Regions from separate parts of the Mus musculus genome. Here region 2 is linked to region 1. A link is a loop called in an ENCODE intact Hi-C map of the cell type or tissue named here. Cell type or tissue: heart. All regions are shown on one strand. Links, peaks and the distances in the headings refer to the core of each region. The heading gives the core; the rest is flanking DNA.

Region 1 (11,766 bases), core at 2,632-10,631:
TTGGGGTTTTTGTTGTTGTATTGTTTTGTTTTAGCATTGAAATATCATTGACAACTCCATGGGGCAGTAAAATGGAAGTGCTGGTGTTGGACTTAGTACCAGCGGTTTTAGAAGAGCTCGAGAGCGGCCAGTCATAGGACAGTCCCAGTGTCACGAGTGCGTGTCCTGGAGACAGAAACTCTTTCTGATCATCCTCTGCTTTTCCTCCTTTCAGATTTTTTGGGTCGGACAGAGATCCGAGTGGCCGACATCAAGAAAGACCAGGGCTCCAAGGGGCCGGTTACGAAGTGTCTCCTGCTGCATGAGGTCCCCACGGGAGAGATTGTGGTCCGCCTTGACCTGCAGTTGTTTGATGAGCCGTAGCAGCCCTGCGATGATCGTAGATGACTTCCTCCTCAAGGCCCCGTGCGGGCGTGCTGTCTGGTGGTCAGCCTCAGAGCAACGGGGATGAAGCAAAGACGAAGCCCCTCGAGGCTGCTAGGAGTCGTTCTCGACAATCCTGCCCTTCAAACCATGTCTCATTTTATGAATCCAAATTCTCTTTTCCTTTGCTCTCCCTATGGTCTCATCATGGCTTCTAGAGTCTCTGAAATCTGTGACCTTTAACTAGGTTCCATTGGGAGCCTGGCTCCTTCCCTGGGCTGGAGGTGTGGGTCTGATTCCTATAAAATAGATTTATAAACACAGTGACTGTATTTTGGAGAACTGTGTAGGCCTCCTATTTCTCTCCTCTACCAGCCCTTCGTAGACTACTTGGCCTATAATATCGTGTGTGTGTGTCCAATTATGACGGAATTGTGGCTTCGGAGCCCAGCCCTCCCTGGGAGATGGGGCCCTAGATTGAATGGCTCTGGAGCAGACACCAACGTACTTAACCCTCTGGAGAGCTGTCGCTTAGAAGACACTCCCATGTGTCGTTAGAGCTGTACCATTCCCCTCTAGACTTCCTTAGTGCCCATCAGTGGAAACACGGTGGTGGCATGCTACAGGGTGATTCCGTTCCGATTCTGGGTGAGCTTGGAGGATCCTCCAAAAGCTCATTATCTGCAAGGTTCTGTCCTGATGAGTTAGGTCCTGCCGTGGGTCACTGCGGGTCACTGGGATGACCTTGGCTTGGTTATTGTCAGAGCATCCTCTTTGGGCTTGGAGACCCTGGAATGTTTCATGAGAAGTTCTGTCTGGAGACCAGTCCTGTCTGAGCCCATTCTGTGCTTGAAAGACTTGTGAGAAGTAACAACAACAATCCTTAGTGGTCACCGCACCCCCAAACCCCACCACACCAGGAAGTCATGCCTTAGATGGATGAAGTTCAAAAAAGAAAGAATTCAAGATAGAATAGGTAGTGTGGAGAAACGCTAAGAAAATCCATTACTGGTTTGAGGGAAAGACCTTTGGGAACCCGTGAGCCCCACATGTGGGGTGGGAAAATGGGCGATGCTCCTGGGCATACAACAACCTCTTAGTCATAGGAACACACGCACTTTTTGCGAGAATCAGGAGTGTATGACCATAGGCCAGGCTTTTTTGTCTGAGTTCTTTGGGTTTTCTCTCCCTTAAATGCTAAAAGATAGGCTGGTTATCTAGATAACTTGATTTGCTAGTGAGAAGTGCAGGCTGTTTTGGTCCCTCGTTTGCATCTCCAGTCTGTGGTCATGGCCTGGCCTTTGCATGTCTCAGGCTCCTGGGCTCAGGCTTTCCTGTGTTGGGTGGCCTGGCCTTTGCATGTCTCAGGCTCCTGGGCTCAGGCTCTCCTGTGTTGGGTGGTGTTCCTTTTTATGGTAGGTTCTCAGATTTTAACTAGGTTTCTAGAAGTACTTTGTAAATGGTAGTGTCTCGGTGACAGAATAGCCACTCTGCTGAAATCTGAATGCTCCATGTGACCCCAGAAGGTCCCTCTCCGTGTGTGTGTGTGTGTGTGTGTGTGTGTTTCAAGTGATTTCTCAAAACGTGTATGGGGCAAAGGACAACAGTTTACATTTCATACTTCCAAGAAGCACTTAGAGTTTATTTATTGAAGATAGTGTTGACTTTTGTATCAAGAACAACAGACACACCTATTTTTTGAAACAAGCCAATAAACTCTTCAGGTAGCAGCTTTCAGCTGAACATGAGGTAGACTTTAACTTCGAGCATGCGTTGGCTTACCACTTTCCCAGCAGAAAACACTATCAAAACACTACACATTCATGTTTCTGTTGTTGTTAAGAAACTGTTTTAAATGATACCTATAACTAGATCTGTGACCCATGGTTTCTTGGTTCTGGAACCAGGGGGGCTTTGTTCGGCATGTTGATAAAGGACATGCTCCCATACTGTGAAACACAGACATTCTGTGTGCAAATGGCCAGTATAGGGTCACCATTACAATCCCTTCCCCTCCCCCTTCCAAGTTGAACATGAACATGATGTTGAACATCAGTGTTCCTGTAGGAAGGATGAGGCATGCATGGTGACCCCATAGGTTCTGGGTTACCTACTCATAGCAAGCACCCCATGATTGTAGTATGTGAATGCAGTCTGTGAGTCTTTCCCCCAGGTGACCCTACTAGACACCCCTGGGTTGTCCTGAGGGGTGACAGATCTGGATTGGTGTCATTTGTTGTGATTAATTGTATTTCTGGATGAGCTGGGCTGACCCTCAGACCCAGCTGTGACTCCTGGTTTCTGTTGAGATGGAGTCCTATTGTGACCCATGGGTGACACACAGAGTCTCAAACCTTGATTCTCTCCTCCTTGACTCTACTTTTTTGACCAGCTAGCCTTCAGTTCCTACAAATGGTAGGTCCTTGCCAACGAGGAATCTGAGGCTCAGATGTCTGCTTTGTAAATGCTTGCCCAGGCTGCACCACCTGGCACCTTGATGCCAGCTGTTCAGATACCCCCTGAAGGCATCCCTCTTCTATGGGCCACACTGCCAGTACCTCCCACACTCTGACCTCCTCTCACTCAGGAAGGCACTTTCCTGGAGCCTGGCTATGCTCTGACCCTCAGTCACCCCTGAGAATTATCCCGAGAGCTCTGAGGACAGAAGCCCCTGACTGGGCTTCCTTCATGGGCCACTTGATCCAAAGGGTCAGTCCTTGTCTCTGGGGAAGCGTCCATGTTTTGTCACCCAGCAGATGGATGGATAGCTTTATCTCTTGGGACCAGATTTGCTGTGTCCACAAGAGTTTGGAGACATATGTCAATCATTAAGGTCCAGATCTGCCCTCGATGGAACAGAGAGCCTTCTAGATGAGAGTCAGCAGGAATGCTGGAGAAACTGGGCAAGGGTGCTGGGTTCAATTTTGTAATGATATGTCTCTGTCATTGGACAGCAAATAAGAAACTTCTCTCCCTAAAGAACCTTTCTTCCTTATTTTCAGACAGGACCTGACTCCATAGCCCAAGATGTCCTTGAACTTAGGGTCCTCCTGTCTCAGCCTCCCGTGTGCTGGAATTTCAAGTGTGTCCCGCTGGGCTCAGCTGTCTTCATTTTTATAAAAGGTGGATCAATGGGCCGCTCATACTGCCTGTTATCTTCACTCAGTGCCAACGTGTGTTCTAGACGTGTGTCACGAGGTCACAGGCGTCTGGAAAGGGTGATCGCAGGTTGGTCTTCCAGGGTGGGACAGCAGCTACCTCCCCAGGAGCTGCTGGGCAGGAGAGAGCTGGGCAGGAGAGAGCTGGTGACCATATACAGTCCAGGGTGTCCTAGAATCCATTAATCAAGGACACATGGACGGGCCCCTCTGGCTTTCATTTGACAGGTGGAGAACCTGAGCCAGCTGAGACCGCAGGGAGGATTTGCACCCCCAAGGGCTTTGTTTCTAGCTGTTCGGACCTGGCCTGATTCCTAGGAAGAAGCCAAACCTCTGATGGATTCTTTTCCTCTTTTAGACCCTGTCAGAATCCAGATGCACGAGAGTTAGAGACAGTTCCTCCTCCTCTTCCTCCTCCCCCTCCTCCCTCTCCTCTTCCTCCTCCCCCTCCTCCCTCTCCTCCTCTTCCTCCTCTCCCTCCCCCTCCTCCTCCTCTTCCCTGGATTGGCCCCATGGGCCCAAATTCTTGTTTTTCTTTGTTTCCCCCTTATTCTCCAAAGACACATTGAAGCTGACATTTCAGGGAATGCCTTATTGGGCAGGCCTACAGAGGCTGGCTTGTATGAGTGGTGGGAACCTCCTCAGAAGAGCCCAATCTTGCTGACTAGTAATTGACAGTAAGGAGTCCCCAACATGGGTCCTAAGATGCCACCCCCTCCTCCCCTGTATCTCCCCGCTCCTCCCCTGCACAGTCTCCTTTAAAGGGGGGTCAGCACCTGACCTTTTCCCAACTCCATTGCTTGCCTACCTGCCAAGGGACCCTGTTCTGCAGGGACGTGGGGGTGTGAGGGTCACCGGGCCAAGGTAATGCAGGAGAAAAAAGGAGGGAAGGAAAAAGGAAGAGAGAAAGAAGGAAGGATGGATGTAAGGATAGAAGGGATGGAGGAAGGAGGGAGACAGGGCAGGTGGTCAAAGAGAACGTTAAAGAGGCTTCCTCGCAGGTTATGAAGGTAAGGGCTCACTCAGTGCCACGTACTCCCCGTGGGGGTTTAGGGGACCGCATCTCTGGAGAAGAGACTCGCAAACTGAAGATGGGACTTACCCCTGCCCTCCTTGTCATGGAGACTTAGACCTCTAGTGTAGCAGCCCCTAGAACCATCACGGCTTCCTTTCTTTTTTATTTCTTTTTTAAAGATTTATTTATTATACTTAAAAAACAGACACACCAGAAGAGGGTGTCAAATCTCATTACGGATGGTTGTGAGCCACCATGTGGTTGCTGGGATTTGAACTCAGGATCTTCAGAAGAGCAGTCAGTGCTCTTAACCACTGAGCCATCTCTCCAGCCCCCACCATCACGGCTTTCTGAGTGGCAAATTCCCAGAGGCCCTTGGGCATAGCATTCTCTTTTGAATGACTCCTATTAATGAACATTGTCCTTTGAAGGGCTATTCAAGGAAATAATGAAGACTTCTTGTTAGTTTGGACTTGCAATAAATAACTGGCTGGTTGCCACAGGGACTCCTCTTTCCAGTTCCCTGTTTCCTGATACCTAGAAAGTAGCTGAGCTAGAGGAAGAGAAAGTCCCGGAGACCGTTTCCTCACAGGACATTGCACGAGGTCCCTGTGGTCCCAAGGATCCACTAATGTGTATAATGACTTCGTGTCTGTAAGCGCCAGGAAAGGTTCTGTCCTTGAGAAGCACAGGAAAATACAACCCGTGAGAAAGATGGCCAGGATCTCAGGCTCTCTAAGTTGAGAGCATTGAAACTCCTATGTCAGCACCCTGGGCAGACTGCAGTCAGGAACAGCAACACAGTGAGCAATGCTGACAGGATGCTGTTCCTTCAGGGGGGCTCTATCCTGTCCAGGCCGCCTGTTGGGGGCTGGGAGGCAGAGAAGGGACCTCCTTTGTGGCTTTTAAGCCAACTTGTAGATCTAATTTTAAGTCACTTTAATAACATAAAATTCCTGCTCAGTGGCTGGGTAGATCGCTGACAAAGTGCTAGCCCGGCAAACCTGAGGCCCTGAGTTTGATCCCCAGCCCTTTCGTAAAGAAACCAGATTCAGCATGCGTAGCTGTAGTACCAGAGCTGGGGATGTGGAGACAGGGGGATTGTTGGACTTGTTTCTTGGTGCCGTGGCTCACAGGGGTTGGGACTGGGGATGTCTTGAAGGATAAGGTACAGAAAACTCAGTACGGAAACATTAGTGTTTATCTCCACCAAACAACTAACTCAGTTCTACTCAGACCTAACTAGTTCCTTTAGTAAAAGGAGCTAATAGTTTATATTTTGGCAAATAATTCTCCTAGCACTGTGTGTGGCTGTCCTATTTCAGGGTGAATTGCCCCTACGCTGTGTCAGGTCCTATGCTATATTTTAATCGGATCTGTTCTGTTTTCTGGAGCAGCCTAGAGTCTCGCTGTTATTACAGTGATGAGTATTTTAGTGTTCGAAGTCCACCGAGGAGAGTTTCATTCAGAAGCGGGCTTATTCCGTCAGCCTTCAGATTGCCCAGCGTCCCTCCGGGATTTCTGGGGAGCTGGCCAGTGACCAAGGCTCCTTTTTACGCTGTGGAAATTCCTCCCTTCTTCTTTTAGAACCATCGTACCCGTATCCTGTGCGAGAGCTGCGCCTGTGGTTTTCTGCCTCCCCGGCTATACTCTTTTGTCTTTCTTGTCTTATCTCCTGTTCTCGGTGAAAACAAGAGTGGGGACCTTAGACAAATAGGAGCCAAAGGCAGCGTGGTGGCTTGTGTGGCCATTTCCGCACTGTGGGGCTCTTCCTACCTAGATGGTTCTATTGGCAGGGTCAAGGTGCTGGCGCCCCCTGCTGCATCCCAGCAGCATTGCTCTTGTGGAACTTGCTAGTGAGAGGGGTGGGGGTAGGGTCAGGGCTAGAACCCGACTGTAGTGCTCCCCGACTCTCCCAGCTGAGCCGTGAGCAAAGAAGGAAGGTGTGAGTGAACCCAGCGCTGGGCACCTACTGAAATGGCGTTCCTGCCTGCTGGGGTGGACAGAGACCCTCCTCAGCTTCCCTGCCTTTTCTGTGCCTTCAGAGGGGAATGTTGCAATTCAGTTCTCCACAGAAAAGGACTGGCTTCCTGAAGTAGGCCTCTGTCCCTGCGAGACAGGGTAGCCCTACTTGGTAGGATAGCAGGGTGTCTACCTGAAGACTTCGACTTTGGACGTTTTAAGTGGCAAATGGTTTGATGCAGCCCTTGGATGCCCGGAGTGTGTCTGTGAGTGAGTGTGTATGTGTGTACCAAGCATTGGGGGATGGCTGTGTGTCCCACTGAAGGAGACAGGAGATGTTTTGCTCTACCCTTCCCCAAGCTGCATTCAGGACCAGCTGGTAATGTGTGGACCAAGTGCAAAAATAAAAATGGCCTCCTCCTTGCTCCAAATGATTAGGGATTTCAGCAGGGGCAGCAGAGAACTGAGCTGAGTTTGGGCCCTGCTGTTTGGAGGGGCTCCAACACCCTGGGGCTGGCCTTGACTACACTGTGAATGGAGCAGGGAGGGCCTTGTTATGTCTTTCTTCTTTGGAAAGGTCTCCCTGGCAGGCTGCGCGGAGCTGAGATGGAAACACATCGTCCCTTCTCCCTCTCTCCCCCCTCCCTCCCTTGTTTTCTTTTCCTTTCCTTGCAGTGCTAATTATCAAAGCCAGGGCCTCGTGCATTCTTAGAAAGTGAGGTGCTTTTCAAAACTCTACTCTTTTATCTCTTAAAAGTACAAACAGTGCAGAATAATTACAGCGCCCGAACCCCCGGCTAACACCTGGAAGCGCCCTGGATGGACGGGGAATGGTCAACATAGGTTGATGGTTTCTCAAGTCTCCGTCCAGGGTGTGTCTCTGGATATCAAGTGGGGCCTTTGAGTCTTCAAAGTTGAATTTTCTGCTTTGAAATGAAACCTTTCCCTATTCAAGGGTTGGTCTCCCGGTTTCTGGTGTCACAGAGGAGATTCTAAACTACTTTAATGGAGAAGAGCCTAGAAGAGCACAGGGTCCCTGTCTGACATCGAGAGGTCCTTTGTTCCTTTAGATACTGCTTTCTGGAGAGAGAGTGGGCGGAGCCAGATGCCTCTCTGCCCTAGAGGCCAAGTGTCTGAGAGTTTACTCCTGGGAGGCAGGGCTCTCACGGGATAGATCCTCCATGTGTCTTTGGGTGTTCGCAAAGAAGAAAGGCTCTGCTGTGTGTGTAACCTCTGCATTCTGGAAGCCCACAGCTCTGGGGAGGCCAGAAGTTAGGAAGCCGCTCCTCAAAGGTGTGTGTGTGTGTGTGTGTGTGTGTGTGTGTTGCTTTGTTGTGCAGCCTGTGTTGTGTTGGATGCTCCAAGCCCTTTGAGGCTCTGTTTGCCGTTTGCAGATGTGGACCCATGTCCACACATGCAGAGCAATAATCTTTCTCGAGTTTCCCGATTCCACTCCTGTAATCCCAGCGCTCCAGAGATAGAAGCAGGAGAATCAGGAGTTTAAGGCCAGTCTGGGCTACGTGAGACCCTCTTTCAAAACTAGAAACACAGAAACTGAGAAGGGAAAACCCACAGAAGGCTCACCTGCCTCAGCTTTAAATCACCTTAAATGGGTCATGATCCCTAGAGGGACCTGACCACTACTCTGCCAGCATCCATTTTAATGAGTGAAGATTTTGGATACCCTTCATCAATTAACATTCTCTAAGCGTTACTTGCTGAATATTGCTGTCAGATCGTTCTCTCAAATGATGCTCAATGGTAAGACATGCATTTAACTGAGCATTTGTTGTCAATGGAGCTGAGAGGTCAGCCTCAGCTCTGGTCCTTGGCAGCCCACAAGCTAAAGTCTCCTTGCCCCTCCGTCTGCCGCGGTGCACACAGGGGCGCAGGCTACCATTCCCCTGTGCTGTACTGTCTTCGCTCTTCTGCTCTGCAACATTCCACACGTCGATGGTGAACATAGGTGAACATATCTGTACAGAGGCGAGAAACCTCCGCCAAATGTCCTGTGTCTGACAGTCAGCTCACAGCTCCTGGGTTTCTGTATTTTGTGCATTTTCCAACAAAGGAAAAAGACGGAAATCCACTACATAATGTGAAAAGATTGTGTTCTGTATGTGGTTCGTCAGGAAATCTTTGCTGTATGTTTTTGGCAATGATGATTATATGTGTATACAGTATGTAAGAGGCTATGCTGTTCAATGTTGCATAAACTTAACAGTCTCTAGTCTGAATATCTAACTTGTTATTGTAAAATGTGATTTCTCATCGAGAGATTATTTTTCTGTATGTATATGAGAGTATTTTAGGAATCTAACTTAAGTGCATAAACTATAGAAGAAACTTAAAATCATATCCCAGGAGTAGAAATGCGTGATCAGGTCACTTGGGTTCAACCCATCTAAATTTTATTAAAAAACAAATCCAAAGTGAATGTTTAGGAATTCAAACGTGTGGATTTTTTTTTTCTGCCTTGCAGGGGATATGTGGTCGATGAGATGGGTGGAGCCATGATAGAATGGAAGAGATCTTGTAGCCATGACCCGGGGTGAGACCATGTTAACTCATACGATGCACGCATATTCTGAAGAGACAAACAGTCTGCCTGCAGCCAGACCTGCTGCCACAGACAATGGGCTCTAGTCAGGAACATGGCATGGTCAGAGAATTCAGGCGCATTTGGGGAGGCCACATGCTGGCTTCAGCCTCTCACCGTTTGGAAGCACACAGGAAGGCTGAGCTTGGGTTTCTTTTTTTCTTTCTTTTTTTTTTTTATTACATATTTTCCTCAATTACATTTCCAATGCTATCCCAAAAGTCCCCCCCCCCCACTCCCCTACCCACCCATTCTTATTTTTTGACCCTGGCGTTCCCCTGTACTGGGGCATATAAAGTTTGCCTGTCCAATGGGCCTCTCTTTCCAGTGATGGCCGACTAGGCCATCTTTTGATACATATGCAGCTAGAGTCAAGAGCTCCGGGGTACTGGTTAGTTCATAATGTTGCACCTACAGGGTTGCAGATCTCTTTAGCTCCTTGGATACTTTCTCTAGCTCCTCCATTGGGGGCCCTGTGATCCATCCAATAGCTGACTGTGAGCATCCACTTCTGTGTTTGCTAGGCCCTGGCCTAGTCTCACAAGAGACAGCTATATCATGGTCCAAAAATATGGAACCCTTCACGAATTTGCGTGTCATCCTTGCGCAGGGGCCATGCTAATCTTCTCTGTATCGTTCCAATTTTAGTATATGTGCTGCCGAAGCGAGCACGAGCTTGGGTTTCTAGGCGCAGATGTTTTCAGGTGTGAACAGTCAGCTGGAAACTTCCTGGAGGCCCACGCCGAGCCAGGAGGCCTACCTTCCCTGCTCCACTCTCTTCCCCGGAAAGTATCCAAAGTCCAGGCTACTCCTGGGCACAGCCCTTCTATACTTGACCACCTTGAATGTTGCTTCAAGTGAACCAGGGAGGGTTTGTGAAACAGTTCTAACCTCACCTCTAACCCCTGCTCCCCGAGAGAGCATCGCAAATGACTTTAGTTAGAGGGGACCTTGTGAGTCCAGCCTTACCCAGCTGACCAGAAATGCCTCTCAATTAAGAGCTGGCTTCTGGTGACTCGGGTGAATACTGATCGCTCCTGGACTCTCGGAAGTGTGAGCACTAGGCCAGCACGTCTCCCAGCATGTTGTGTGCCTTTTAATACTGCCAGCCTAGGCTTCACGATGCTGGAGGCTCAAGTGGGAGTAACGTCCTGACTGCAGAGGTGCAGGTAGCGTTACTGCAGGAAGCTTCCCGGGCTCCGCGAAGGCTGGAATGACAGTGTGCTCTCTGACTGTCCCTGGTCCCAAAGGTCAGGCCATCCAGAGATCTCTGAAGGCCAACATGCAGACCCACCTAAATTCTGGCCCCCTTGTCCAGAGACTTCTTTCCTTCTCTCCTGGAATGCTGGTCTTTGGGGCTGGGGTGGTCATAGGCTGCGAAGATAAATCACCCACACAATTGTCCCTTGTCCCAGGTGTTCCGAATGTGCAGAAGAGAAGGTAGGATGGACGTAGGTCCTCCCCCACAGTGCTGGTGAGGTTAACTAGCCTTTGTGATCTTTGTAGTGGACCATGAGGCTGGTGGCATGCGGCTCCTTCTCAGCCCTGCCCAGTGGTAGAAGTAGACCACTCCTAATAGGCATCCTGGGCATTGTGATACCTGCCTGTTGCTAGATAACAGTACTTACAAAAAGATTATATTGTCTGTTTTATAACATTAATGGAGTTCTAAAAATGTGTTAGACATTATTATAAATTACAGAATTCCACACTTATCTAAGGTTTGCTGATGCAGGACCACACAGCTTCTGTTTGTTTAAAAACAGGTTTTTGTTATTTGTTTTATTTTTGATATTGAAACCCTCCTTTGTCATCTAACTATATGTGAACCTACCCATTCAGGTCAAGGTGACTGGGGTTTTCTCCTTTCTTTGTACCAGAGGCAGCACTGGCAGGAACCAGGCCCCTGAATCTAGAGCCTAAGGCCAGCCTCCTTAAACAATTCTGGGGCCGTTTTGACCTGGGTGGTTTAAATCACATGGTTCATGAAAACACGAACGGCCAACCTCACCAGCTCAGGGTGAACTCTTTCTTTCTGCCTTCACTTCTCTGCACACAGGATGCTAACAGCCCTGAAGACAGGTGTCTTTTCTTGTGTCTGTTTCCCAGAGATAAGGTTGTAGGGGTACAAGAAAAACGATGCAAAAATAAATCTAAAAAAAAAAACCCAAACAAGGCAGCCGCCACCTTCTCAACTCTCCTGTGTCCTCTTCAGGTAGTGGAGACAGACTCCTCGTGCTGTGTATTCCTGAGAGCGTGAGAAATGCTGAGAACAGCCGGGGTGCCAAAGGCAGAGTCAGCAAGCCCAGAAAAATACAGGAGTCAAACCCTCCCAACACTCCCTACAGATTCTACACAAGTCGTTTCTTCCTGGGCAGGGTCACCCAAGGTTGGCCTTGAACTCCTGGTCTTTCTGCCTCGCCAGCCCAAGCCTGAGGTTCCAGGCATGGACAACTGGCTTCCGTGTGAGACCTGTGATGTCCTCATGTGTTATTCTCGTCTGGGTACCTAGCATGGATGTCATTCTGTGCCCCTCACCCAGGGATGTTCAGTTGCACAAGTCAAGAACCCTTCCGGTCTGGTTTGTCTGCTCTCTTTGTCAGCTCGGTTTCTGAGGAGTGCATGGGACTGGGCTGTTTGATGCTACATCCATTTATCCCAATTTGTCC
Region 2 (11,766 bases), core at 1,237-9,236, 70 kb before region 1:
CCTAACACCAGGAGTTCTTGGTGCATTAAACTGAAAATGAAACATTTGCAACTTTTACAAGAGATCAGAATGATTTCCTGGCTTACAAAACCTTCTTACTTACCTACTGACTGACACAAGGTCTCATGTAGCTTAGGCTAGCCTAAGCTCACTATGTAGCCCAGGCTGGCCTTAAACTCTCGGCTGTCCTGCCTCCACACCTAAGATGCATGAGCATGGGAACGGTGGAGCTCAACAGGCTGACTGTGGCTCTCTTGTCATTGCAAAACCCAGGCTCACTCACTTTGTCAGCCCTGTGACCATGGCTTCCCAGACTCCTCAGAACTTGTTTGAAAACAGCAAGCTTACACCTTAGTCACCGTGTTTCCCCTTGGGATATAGGTAGGGGTTGGGGAGCCTTACAAATACTTTGCTTTTAGAATCTTTTTGCTTTTAAACCGATTTGCTCCCAAACGGTTTTTCCATTGTTAACCATTTAATGTACTTTCTTGTGTGTCGCCATATTCTGATGTTTGATTATACAAAGAAATAGAAGATGGTGTCTGCCATTCAAATATTTAGTTTGGAAAAGGCATGAGAACCGGATGAACCCAGGCTTGGTGAAGTTGCCCATGACTGTCCAGTAACCTAGGAACTTAGAGAGGAAAGAAGTCTGTGACGTGATGTGGGATCTGTGACTGAGGCTGCCTAGCTGATCATCTCCATGTCTGAGGCTTAGAGCCTTAGCAATAAATGGCCGCTCTTCTGATGTGGAGGTGGCCATCCCCAGGGGATGGAGTTGACTCGGCCATGCATTGCCCAAGCAATTGGATGAGCAATGAGAGAGACTTCACTCATGGCCATTTTTGTTAAGCTTTACGTGAGGACCACACAGCAGCTGGCCATCTGAATGCTGGTGCCAGGCAGCATCAGGTGTGTGAAAATTACTCAGGAAGTCCCAGAAAGTAAGCAGCGGCTTAGGGAAGGATCGTGCCATGCAAGCCTGACCCTCCCTGTTGATTCCTGTAACCACGGGAAGCTGGAGGGAGAGAGTCAGCTCCCCAAAGCTGTCCTGCAGCTTCCACACGCTCCCTGCCACCCCCACCATCGCGGACCACCCCATATACCACCACACTCTTATGTACATGAAGCTCGCTCCCTTGCTCTGTCTGTCTGCTCTTTCTTTCATCTATGCCTTCCTTAGGCCATAGACATTCAGGGTATTTTCAATTCTGATACACAGTTTAGAATTCTCTGTAGGCCTTCCATTAAGGAATGTAGCCCCGCCCCTCTGTCCTGCCAGAGCTTCCCTGAAATGGTCTAGGAAACACTTCCGAGTCCCAGGACTTCTTTCACTGTTACCAGCTACCTAGTCGTTTGTCTGAAAGCTGTTCCGTGTAAGTGCTGCCCTTACCCTGCCTCCTCCTCCCCACACTGGGGTCACAGGCCTGTGCCACCACTCCTGGCTTTTATGTGGGCTGTAGGGACCCAAACTCAGGTCCTCACGCCTGTGTGGCATTCTTTTTCTATTTGTGGAGACAAAAAAAAAAAATACAGACTTCCAGGACAGCCAGGGCTACACAGAGAAACCCTAACTTGGAAAACAAATAAAATAACAACAACAACAAAAAAAAAAAAACCAAACCCTTTTCCAGAGGACTGGAGAGATGGCTCGTTGGTTAAGACTACTGGCTGTTCTTCCAGAGAGCGCAGGTTGAGTTCCCAGCACCCACATGGCTGCTCACGCCTGCCTGTAACTCCAGTTCCAGGGCTTCTGACACCATCACACAGACATACATGCCAGCAAAACACCAATAAGCATGCATACATACAGTATTTAAAACCTCTTCTTCCACCTTCTTTAGGTTCCCACAGTCTTACCTCAGAGCTCAGCATGTTTCCTAGTTGGTGTGCGTGTCACTGCCAGTGTGAGAGCCTGGTGTGCACACTTCACATAAAGGTTTATGGAGCCAGCCTCGTGCATTCCTGTGTTGTCTGCAGCCTCTCACACACTACCTCTGCAGGCTTGCTTAGTTACACTGAAGGGAAAAGTCCCCGTCCTCTAGGCCCCTGCCTTAGAGAAGACAAGCAGGCAAAATGTCCCTGTACAAACGTGAAAGTCATCATAAAAACAAAGCTGTGGCGGGCGCGAGCTGTGTGTCCTCCTGCAGTGTGGGTCCTGCCTGGGACCTTCAGCCCTGCTTGTTCCTCCTGTGCTGGTTGTAGAACTAGGAAACAGTGGGGTCGCTGGGGTAGCGATGCCTTGAGGGAGGGGCTAGCAGGACGTAAGTGATATGAAAGTATGGTAGGGGGTGCAGGGGAGTGATGGCAGTGAAGGGTTGTCAGGGATCGGGGCGTAGGGTGGGAAAGGTGAGGGGTCCGCATGATGAGGGTTACCCAGATGAAGGATGCATGGAAAGCTGCCAGTTATTGTAAGCCGATTGAAGAAATGGAAGTTAAGGGCTCGGAGAAACCGCTCAGTAGTTAAGAGCACTCCCTCCTCTTCCAGAAGACCCAAATTCAGTGGTAAAGAGGCAATTCTTAGCACCTGTAACTGATCTGATACCATCTCCTAGCCTCCAAGGACACGAGTGCATGCATGCCTGTGCTCAAGTAGACACACAACATTTTTTAAGTTTAAAAAAAATAATAATAAGAGCCAGGCAGTGGTGGCGCACGCCTTTAATCCCAGCAGTTGGGAGGCAGAGGCAGACGGATTTCTGAGTTGGAGGCCAGCCTGGTCTACAGAGTGAGTTCCAGGACAGCCAGGGCTACACAGAGAAACCCTGTCTCGGAAAAAGTAAGAGTTTGAAGAGATGGCTGGATAATGTACCCCAGGGTAGGAGAGGGTGAAGAATGGACCCAGAGTCCCATAGTCTGCCTTCAAATCATACCCCAAGCCTAAAGCTCTCTCGCTGGGCTTCATCTCCTAAAGGCTCTTCCATCCCTCAGTAATGTCACCCTGATGAAGAAGACGGTAGTGCATGGGAATGACAGGAATGTCAGTCGAGGTCATTAAAGAGCCAAATGTAATAGCACCTCCCCGGGAACCAAGTTGGAAATTTAAGAAAAGCCAGAGCTTCCTAGTGAAATGGCGGTCAGTGCCCATAGACCTGTTAGAACCCAAGCTTTAACCAAGCTGATTTCAATCTGAACTGACCGCTCTGCACATCTGACTTTCACGCCCAGCAGGCACGATACTCAGTGTGTAGTTAGTACTGTTTTGTAAACCAGCTCAACAGAATCTAGGGTCTGGGCTTCAATTCCATGATGTTGTATCAGAATTGCTCCCAGAGAAACTGGGATTGATGGGACAGACCTAGTTAGATAATTAAACTAAGACTAAGCTTGTTCATTAAAAAGCCTGAGACTCCCTCATAAAAGCCACAGTGGGTGAGCATGCTCTGTCTGAAAGTCCGTCATAGCTTGCCGTGTTACAGAGTGTATGTGCTTAACCTACTCAGCCTGTTGTACACTTACATTTTTTCCAAAATTAGATTGGCATTTTTGGCAAAGTTTTCCAAACTCAAGAAGAAATGTCTCGTGTTCATGTTGACGCTCTGTTTTCCAAGTGGTTAAGTGTTAAGAATGAATTCCTGCTGCCTGCTGTGGTCCTTAATCATAGTCGTTAAAATGAGCTAACCCCACAAGAGTAAGTTCACATTCCTGAGACCATGTCTGGGCCGTTGCTGAGGGCAGTAAGTTTCCTCCGCTAAAAGTGAAGCCCATGATGATTTCATCGTTGCCTTGGAGATGGGAGCTCTTGTTGGAGACGCTGGATCTGAGCTCAGGGCCCCTCCTCTAGCTCTTGACGCTACTTGGAGGTGCACTGTGACTTCTGTCCTTGCTGCTGGCAGGCTGGGTGGGGTGGGGCTAGACCTCTCCTTGAGATGTGTGGTCAGACATTGCTTCGAGATTTCTGATCTGGTTCCTTATGTCTGCCCAGAGTCTCATTAGCCAGGCAAAGAGATAACAGTAGATCCTAGGTCGTGGCAATACCAAGCAGTTATCATTTGAGGCAGTGAATGTTCCAGAAAAGCAGTAATCAGATACTAAATGGGTTCCTACAGGAGATGACCCTGGCAAGATTAACCAGAAGTGACAGGCATCCGGAGCAGAGAACCAAAGCTTGTTTAGAGTAAACTAGGTTAAAATGAGGTACCAGAACCAATGTCTAGATGTGAGAACACCGTATTAGTCAGAGTTGGATTTTTATAAAATTGTGGTTTTAAACTTTTATTTGTGCCCGGCAGATTACAAAGACTTATCAGAAGCCAGGAGTGGTGACACACATCTTAATCCCAGCATTTGGGAGGCAGTGGCAGGCAGATTTCTTGAGTTCCATGGTAGCCTGGTCTACAGAGGGAGTTCCAGGACGGCCATGGCTACACAGAGATCCTGTCTGGAAAACAAAACAACAAAGATGTATCCATACAAAGACAGGCATGTTATAGACAAAGAAACTGCAGCATCCAGAAGTTAAACTTGCCCACCTTGTACAGTTACAGCTACAGATCCTGCATTAAATTCGAGGCACTCTACACGCATAGCCCCGTTTTTCATCAGACTCAGCAGTGCTTTGTTGTTTGAGAGACACTCCTGACTCTCTCCCACCTGACTTTAGTCCTAAGGTGGAGGTCGCGAGCCTGGCCACCAACCTACTCAGTGCTTAGGAGGATAGCAGCCGCCATTTCCAGTGCCCAGCAGTTGCGTGTGGTATGACGCCATCAGAAAGCATGAACCAGGAGTTCAGAGCAGCACCAAAGTGAATCCAAGCAGAAGAACACAGCAGTTTATAAATAGCTGGCACTGCCTGGCGAAGGGAAGAAGCAGACAGTGGAGGGAGTTGACTGGGAAGCGTGCTTGCACCAGTATCAGTGTCAGTAACAGTGACCAAATTGTAAAGCAAAGCCAGCGCCCTTGACCGCACATGACCCGAGGGCCCGCCTTTCCTGTCCTCAGCCTTAAGTTACTTTTAGAGAGATGGCCCAGCAGTTAGGAGCACCTGCTGCCCTTCAGATGTTTAGACCTGCCCTGTTCCTGTGGTTGTTTGAAAAGTCAGTGGCCTCAGCTACAGGTCACATGTATAGACGTAAGAATAGGACTCACTGGACTCTAGTATTGGAGCCAGCTTTCTGACTGAGCGAGCTCTGTCCTCCAGAGCCACCTCCAGGTGCTCCTAAGCCAGGGAGGTAACTGTAGGATCAGTAGGATATGGAGGCCCATTTGGATGCATCCTTTGGGGCAGAACTAAGGACGGACACAAGCACTGGCTGCACTCGGCAAAGCAGATGGCCCCTTGGAACATTTTCAACAGAAGGCTCTATTCTTGTGGAATGTTGTGGACTTTAAAATTATAGCCTCTGAGAGACTGAATTAAAGTAGTGATAGCTCTGAATATGCTGTGTGTTCATCTCCTCATCTTGTATCTGTGGAGCTCTTAAGTGGCTGCTGTTTTGGTTTTATCCTCCTTGTCTCTATATTGAATAAATGCTTAGATAGTGAAGGTTTTAGAATGCTTTTGGTTGGTTGCTCTCCTTGCTTGGAATAATAAAAACCAAGTCAAATTATCTTTACGAATTGCATGACTTCCTGAGTAATGAGACCTGTCAGGTGGACGCTGTGAGGTAGATGCCTGAGGACCTGAGCTGAGGTGCTTCAGCTCATCCCATTAGGAGCTCAGGAGAGAAAAGTCAGTAGGAACGCGCGTGCTTACGGAGCTTGCCACTTCATGGGCACTGAGACTAAGACGGGAACTGTCTGTGCCATGTGTCAGTCAGGGGCAGAGGCTGTGGCTTTGTCGTGGGTGACTGGTGTGTTCAGCAGTTGGTTGTTTCCATTTAAATGAAACATTGTGACTTCCCACAGGTGGATGAAAGCCAGACTGGAGAGCCAGGATGGCTTGGAGGAGAGCTGAAAGGGAAGACGGGATGGTTCCCTGCAAACTATGCAGAAAAGATTCCAGAAAATGAGGTTCCCACTCCAGCCAAACCAGTGACCGATCTGACATCTGCCCCTGCCCCCAAACTGGCTCTGCGTGAGACCCCTGCTCCTTTGCCAGTGACCTCTTCTGAGCCCTCCACAACCCCCAACAACTGGGCAGACTTCAGTTCCACGTATGTGTTAATATGCTGTCTTTGGCAGTCTTGAGTTGTTCCTCTTTGAAAGGGTGTGTGTTCATGGCCCTTCCTCTAGCTGGCCTACTGACAACAGGGTTATTGGCTTCTCAACTAGATTTAGTAATACCATTGCCAAACAGAGATTTACCAGGGTGCAAAGTGAAGCCAGCTACAGTTGTTCCATCATTATCTGTATTTTTCATTTGGGGGAAGAAATGGAGAAATACAACTTCCTAATAATTCGTGTTGACAATCATGTCCGTCAGCAAAAAATTCAGTAATTTCCTGCAGGCTAGGAAATGATGCTATTTTGTTAGCCAGGAACTAAAATTGCAACCGGTCATGTGTTTCGGAATAAGACAGAAAGCTGTTTCTACAGAAAGTTTCTGCTGAGCAAGTGTGTTGTGTAGAGAAGTGTACCTCCCACTTGCCCACTCTGAGGGTCTCTGTCCTTGGTCATCAGGAAATGGCATTCGCCAAACAGCATGTAAGCAATTGATGGGTGAAGCCACTGTAGTGGCAAGGAAGTGTTAGTAAACTCCAGAAGAGCAGTCAGAAGTCAGTGTGATGCAGTCACACCTGGACCTTATTCCAGCTCAGGCTCAGCTCACTGCTGACAAGCAGGGCGGCTTTGGTGGAGGGGAACCTAGACCATCTGTGGGGCAAGGTTTTATAGAAAGCAGCCAGCGGCGGGAAGGTGTGTGTGTGTGTGTGTGTGTGTGTGTGTGTGTGTGTGTGTGTGTGTGTTTCTAGCCTGGCAAGCACCCAGGTGAGAGGTATACTTTAGCATTCTTGGCTGGTGCTGGGAGTCAAACCATAAACTTAACTTCTGCCTCCCACTGCATTGGTGGTTGTGAGGCAGAGGCAGGCTTGCAGCCTAAGGGTGCAGATTTGTTGAGGAAATAACCTGGATTTGATGGGGGACATTAACCTAGAGACACAGGTCTTATTGGGGTGAGTCTAGAAACTGGAGCTCAGATTTTGTTGGGGGGGTAACTTGGAAACTAATGCTAGGTTAGTTTATCCGAGTTCAAACTTAGGTCAAGTTCTCTAAAATGGAGTCTGAACTTAAAAGCTTTGGTGTCTTACCACCGCCTAGACTTCCATTTGTAGGTCCAGGACCTGCACGTGCAGCTGTCCAAATAGATGTTGATCTGTGGGCAGTGAGTGTATGAGTGGGAAGGGTTTTCTTTTTTTTTTTTTTTCCAAGTTGAATAAATAATCTTTCAGAAACAAACATGGAAGTCAAGGAGCCCAGTCATGTTTTCTGAGAAAGATCAGATGGAACAAACAGAGGGGGTAGAGTAATGACCAAGGAAGGAAGACGTGGTGGAAAGGGAGAGCTCAAGGAATCACAAGGTCTCTCAGTGCACTTTGAGACTGAGGTTGAAGGTGCCCAAGACTCCTCCCTGTGGAGGGAGCCTGCTTCAGAGACAGCCTGCCTGAGCTCCAGTCGCACCACCCCTACTTGCCTTGGTCTTTGCTTAAAAAGCTCTTGACATTCTAAAAAGAGGTTCCAGTTAGGTTACAGCGCTGGTACTGTGCTTGTTGGTTGAAATGGAGTCTCCTATAGCTCAGGCTAACTTCAAAGTCATCACATGATCTTGCTACAGTTACAGGTGTGCACTGCCACACCTACCATGCATGTCGCTGGAGACAGAGTCTAGGGCTTTGTGCATGGGGCTAGGCTCCAGGCCCAGGCCTGACACCACCATTTGGGCTGGTCTTGTTTCCTCTGTGAAGCAGTCCACCTTCTTTGTGTGGCTGTGGGTGTCCCGCGATGCGCGACACTAAGAAGTTCTTACTGCTTACGGTGCGTGCCTTTCCTTCCAGGTGGCCCAGCAGCTCAAACGAGAAGCCAGAAACGGACAACTGGGATACATGGGCGGCTCAGCCTTCTCTGACCGTACCTAGTGCTGGCCAGTTACGGCAGAGATCAGCCTTTACCCCAGCCACAGCCACTGGCTCCTCCCCATCTCCCGTCCTGGGCCAGGTAGGGGCAGCTAGCGAAGACTGAGTGTGATCTGCACCTAACGTTCACACCAACAGTCCCAGCAGACATTGTTGGCAATGTCATTTACAAGCAGGCTCCTCCTACGAGGCTGGGTCGGCTGGCTGAACCTAGTTCAGAAAGTTGAGACTTATTATAAACCTCCCAGAGTTCAGAGGGCTTAAACTCTCCTGCCTGTGTCTATCTGAATAGCTTCATTGAAAAAGTGTCATCAAAGCTGCAATGTTGATAGATTAAAAAGGTATGAAAACTGACACGGGGAGAGCCAGGAAGTGTGTCAAGAATTCTGGGACAGCCAGTCCATTTGGCTGCCCCATCAGTCTGTACTGGAAAAGGAAGGCTGATTTCAGGCTAATGGGGAGGCCTGCTAAGGAACAGTGTTTCTGAAAACACAGGGGTTGTTATTGTGAACATTTCTCCTTTAATTAATGTAATGATAATAAAGGAATAAAATCAGTCAATCAAACAAACAGCAAATGCCCGTCCTGGAGGCCCCAGGAAATCACGGGGAGTTTCTGTTCTGAAAATGCTTAGATTAGAGGAGCTTCCAGGCATGTGAGGAAGTGGTCGGCAGGAAGATCAGAGCCGCTGAGCAGCAGTGCTCCCGAGGGTGCTCAGTGTGGAAGCCTAGACCCCGCTGAGTCCCTGTGTCCACACCACAGAAGAGGGGAGACGGAGCAGGCCCGGGCCCTCGGGTCAGAGGCTCACGTGAGACAGCAGGAGCCCAGGAGTGTGCAGTGAGGGCGCGTGGGAGGACAACTCAGCAGCAGCGCCTCTCCTCTGCCTGACTCAACACTTAAGCACAGTGACCAAGGAGGCACTATACGCGAGGCACAAGAAGCGTGGGGACAAGAGTGGGTTCCAGAGCCTGGGGGAGAGTGAAGTGGTCACGTCATCCAAACCCACTTAGGGCAAAGAGACCCCTGTGGATAAGGAGAATGCTTCCCTTGGTGACTTGAAGGGGTTGGAAGTGAGGTCAGTCCAGATGGCAGTGGGGTAAGAGGAAGCTGAGCCCTGAGAGGCCTGCTGGTTTGTGAGGCAGAGAGAACTGACACAGAGTGACAAAGTGACCATCAGTCTGTGGGTGATGAGCAAGCCCTCGCGACCTTGTTGGAAGATAGGCTTAGGAACTGCCTGGGGAGGAGGGAGGGCTCCCTAGGAAACTGAATTCAGTGGTCTCTAGCAGTACTGTCCACTGGAGACCAGAGGTCTTGGGACTGTAGCCTCTGAACTGTTAGTGCAGTTTCAGCAAAGGCTGTGTGTAGGTCTTTACTGAACATCACTGTCTTCAGGAGAGTGCCATCTCTTTGGTAGATGTAGAAACTGAAAAATCTCTCAGTTGCTTAAGTGTCATGAAATTAGCAAGTGGAGAGCCTGGGATTCACCCCCAGTGTTCTTGTCTGACTTCAGGCTGTTTCAGAAACCCAACCCAGAGAAAGGAAAGGTGTTGGGACACATCCCAAAAGCTGTAGAGGCACAGAGCAAGTCGCTTCCCTTTCAGTCTGGCCTGGAAGTCCCTGAATTAGTTGAAAAGGCTAGACAAGGCATAATCTCTGCGGACAGGGCGGTGGGGGGCTTGGGGGGAGGGGGGTGGACAGAGAATAGCAATGCTAGGGCTAAAATGGAGGAGTCCATGTTCTAGGCATAAGGAGGTAAGGGTCCGCGCAGAGCAAGGGTCAGGGGTCAAGAGCACACTCATGGGAGCTACTGGCCAGTTATGCTCCGGCAAGTGCAGGCAGCTACAGACCAGTTGTCCTTGGGCATTAACTCTTGTTCTTTATCCATTTATGGAAAATTGAAGTGGGACTTGGTTTGTTTATTTCTTTAAGTCATTGTCATGATCTGAAGCAGATAATAAGCGCCTCGCCTGCCTTTGCAGCCATGTCTCCTGCTCCGCCCCTTCCTGAGCCGAGGCTGCCCACAGCCCCGGAGCCTGCTCCTCCTCCTGGACCACGTGCTGTGCACTCAGCGTGCCACCTCAGGGCCTTTGCCTGTGCTGTGCCTTTGGCCTGGAGCGCCCTTCTGCCTCCCTAGCTCTCCAAACCCTTCAAGGCCCAGCTCAAGTGCCTCCTCCCCTGTGAAACTGTCCCTGGCGTCCCGAGGCAGGGGTTGGCCTTTTCTCTCTGGTCCTGCTGGGAAGCAGAAGTTTTGTATAGTGTGTTTCACTCCACCCAATGATACACGCGGCTGTTTCTATCTGTTCCTTGCACACAAAGTTCCTCACTAGAGAATATTTCTATAGCACTTCAAGGTTAATAAAATGTTTTATCCAAACTATGTGGAGAGAGCAGAAAGGACGTTTTCTTCATTCTTATAATCCCACAGTATCTGGACTTATGGGAAATAAAAAAGCACAGTCCAGTGCATGGCCTGTTTGCACGTGTCCGTACAGATTGAAATGCAGTCAACTCCTAAACTGAGCCGTGACCTTGAAATACAAAAGACTTAGAGCAAGTGTGGCTGCAGCAGTGCAGCCTGACAGGGCTCTGGGAATGGCGACCGGTTTTTGTCTCCACTTTTGAAATGAGCAGTTGCTGAGAAGCCACAAGGTGACTAGCACTCCTGAGCTGGGGCAGCGTCCTCTATGGCTGTGTGTCTGTGTCTGTGTGTGTGTGTGTGTGCGCGTGCATGCGCGCGTGCTCGGCACTCGCTGTGTTGGTTGGTAGCAAGCTGCGGTGTAATCACGGATCCTTTATGTCATTCCACATAAGGGTGAAAAGGTGGAAGGGCTACAAGCGCAAGCCCTGTATCCCTGGAGAGCCAAAAAAGACAACCACTTAAATTTTAACAAAAGTGACGTCATCACCGTTCTGGAACAGCAAGACATGTGGTGGTTTGGAGAAGTTCAAGGTCAGAAGGGTTGGTTCCCCAAGTCTTACGTGAAACTCATTTCAGGGCCCGTAAGGAAATCCACAAGGTATTTTTATTTACCTGCTTCTCTTTGATGAAAATAGTATTAGAGATTATTGTCTGTGCTAGTTAAGATTCATGCAGGGGGCTGCAGGCTGACTGTCTTCTGAAAACTAGACTGTATGAATGAAATGCAGAAAGTGAGCCTTCTCGTGAGCTGTACCTCCCCTGGCAGGGAAGCCTTAAATCATGTTCTGCAATTGGCTTGTAGAAGAATCCCTGAACTGTTTGAGAGTTTGGACTCTTTATGCCCAGTATGGTACCAAAAATACATACAAATACTTACAATCAAGGTCTTTGGGAAAGTAATGAATGGATTTGGAAGAATGAACAAATGGCTTTCTTCATCAGTGTCTGCATGTAGCAGAGAACCCACAAGGTTGTTATTCTAACATTTAAAGATGTCCAGAACCACCTGGGGACTGTGAGAGGTTACAGCTAGTGGACATACCCCCATGGTTGCTTCTAGTCAATGCTGAGGAGACTGGCACTGAGCTTCTGGGTCCAGCATAGCAAGTGGGAGAAACCCCAGCCTGAGCCTGGTGGCTGCTGGCACCCTCCTGTGTTCTAACCCCACTGCAGGTGACCGCTGCAGCTGTGCACTCGTAGCTTTCAGAGAAGGCAGCGTCTTTTGGCATTTTCAGATGAGAACTAAAATACTCTTCTTTTCTCCTCACAGCATCGATACTGGCCCTACTGAAAGTCCTGCTAGTCTAAAGAGAGTGGCTTCCCCGGCCGCCAAGCCAG

Evidence for each region. A loop is a pair of places that touch in the nucleus more often than their neighbours do. Peaks named below come from ENCODE experiments on the same cell type or tissue, not always from the same donor. Only the 100,000 strongest peaks of a DNase experiment are listed, where the experiment ranks them.
Region 2: a loop joins it to region 1, with 2.0 times the contacts of the local background. A loop is called at or near these places in 2 of 42 quality-filtered maps.

The regions. Positions count from the first base shown.
Region 1 is chr16:91,911,647-91,923,412 of GRCm38, forward strand. Itsn1 (intersectin 1 (SH3 domain protein 1A)) reads left to right here. Exons shown (of 39, transcript NM_010587.2): 39 at 215-8,933. The coding sequence ends at 363. Gm25245 (a small nuclear RNA gene) reads right to left here and starts at 9,769; the gene lies at 9,663-9,769. In heart, for the core only: a CTCF peak has its summit at 6,355 (motif pointing left); a DNase peak (open chromatin) is centred at 6,355; H3K4me3 peaks cover 748 bases; H3K27ac peaks cover 2,250 bases.
Region 2 is chr16:91,842,875-91,854,640 of GRCm38, forward strand. Itsn1 (intersectin 1 (SH3 domain protein 1A)) reads left to right here. Exons shown (of 39, transcript NM_010587.2): 20 at 5,848-6,095; 21 at 7,932-8,091; 22 at 10,821-11,026; 23 at 11,699-11,766. Among named protein-coding and RNA genes, the nearest start is that of Gm52262, 56 kb to the right of the region's middle. In heart, for the core only: no CTCF peak of the experiment used is centred there; DNase peaks (open chromatin) are centred at 4,917, 6,127, 6,527, 9,117 and 4 weaker places; H3K27ac peaks cover 2,167 bases.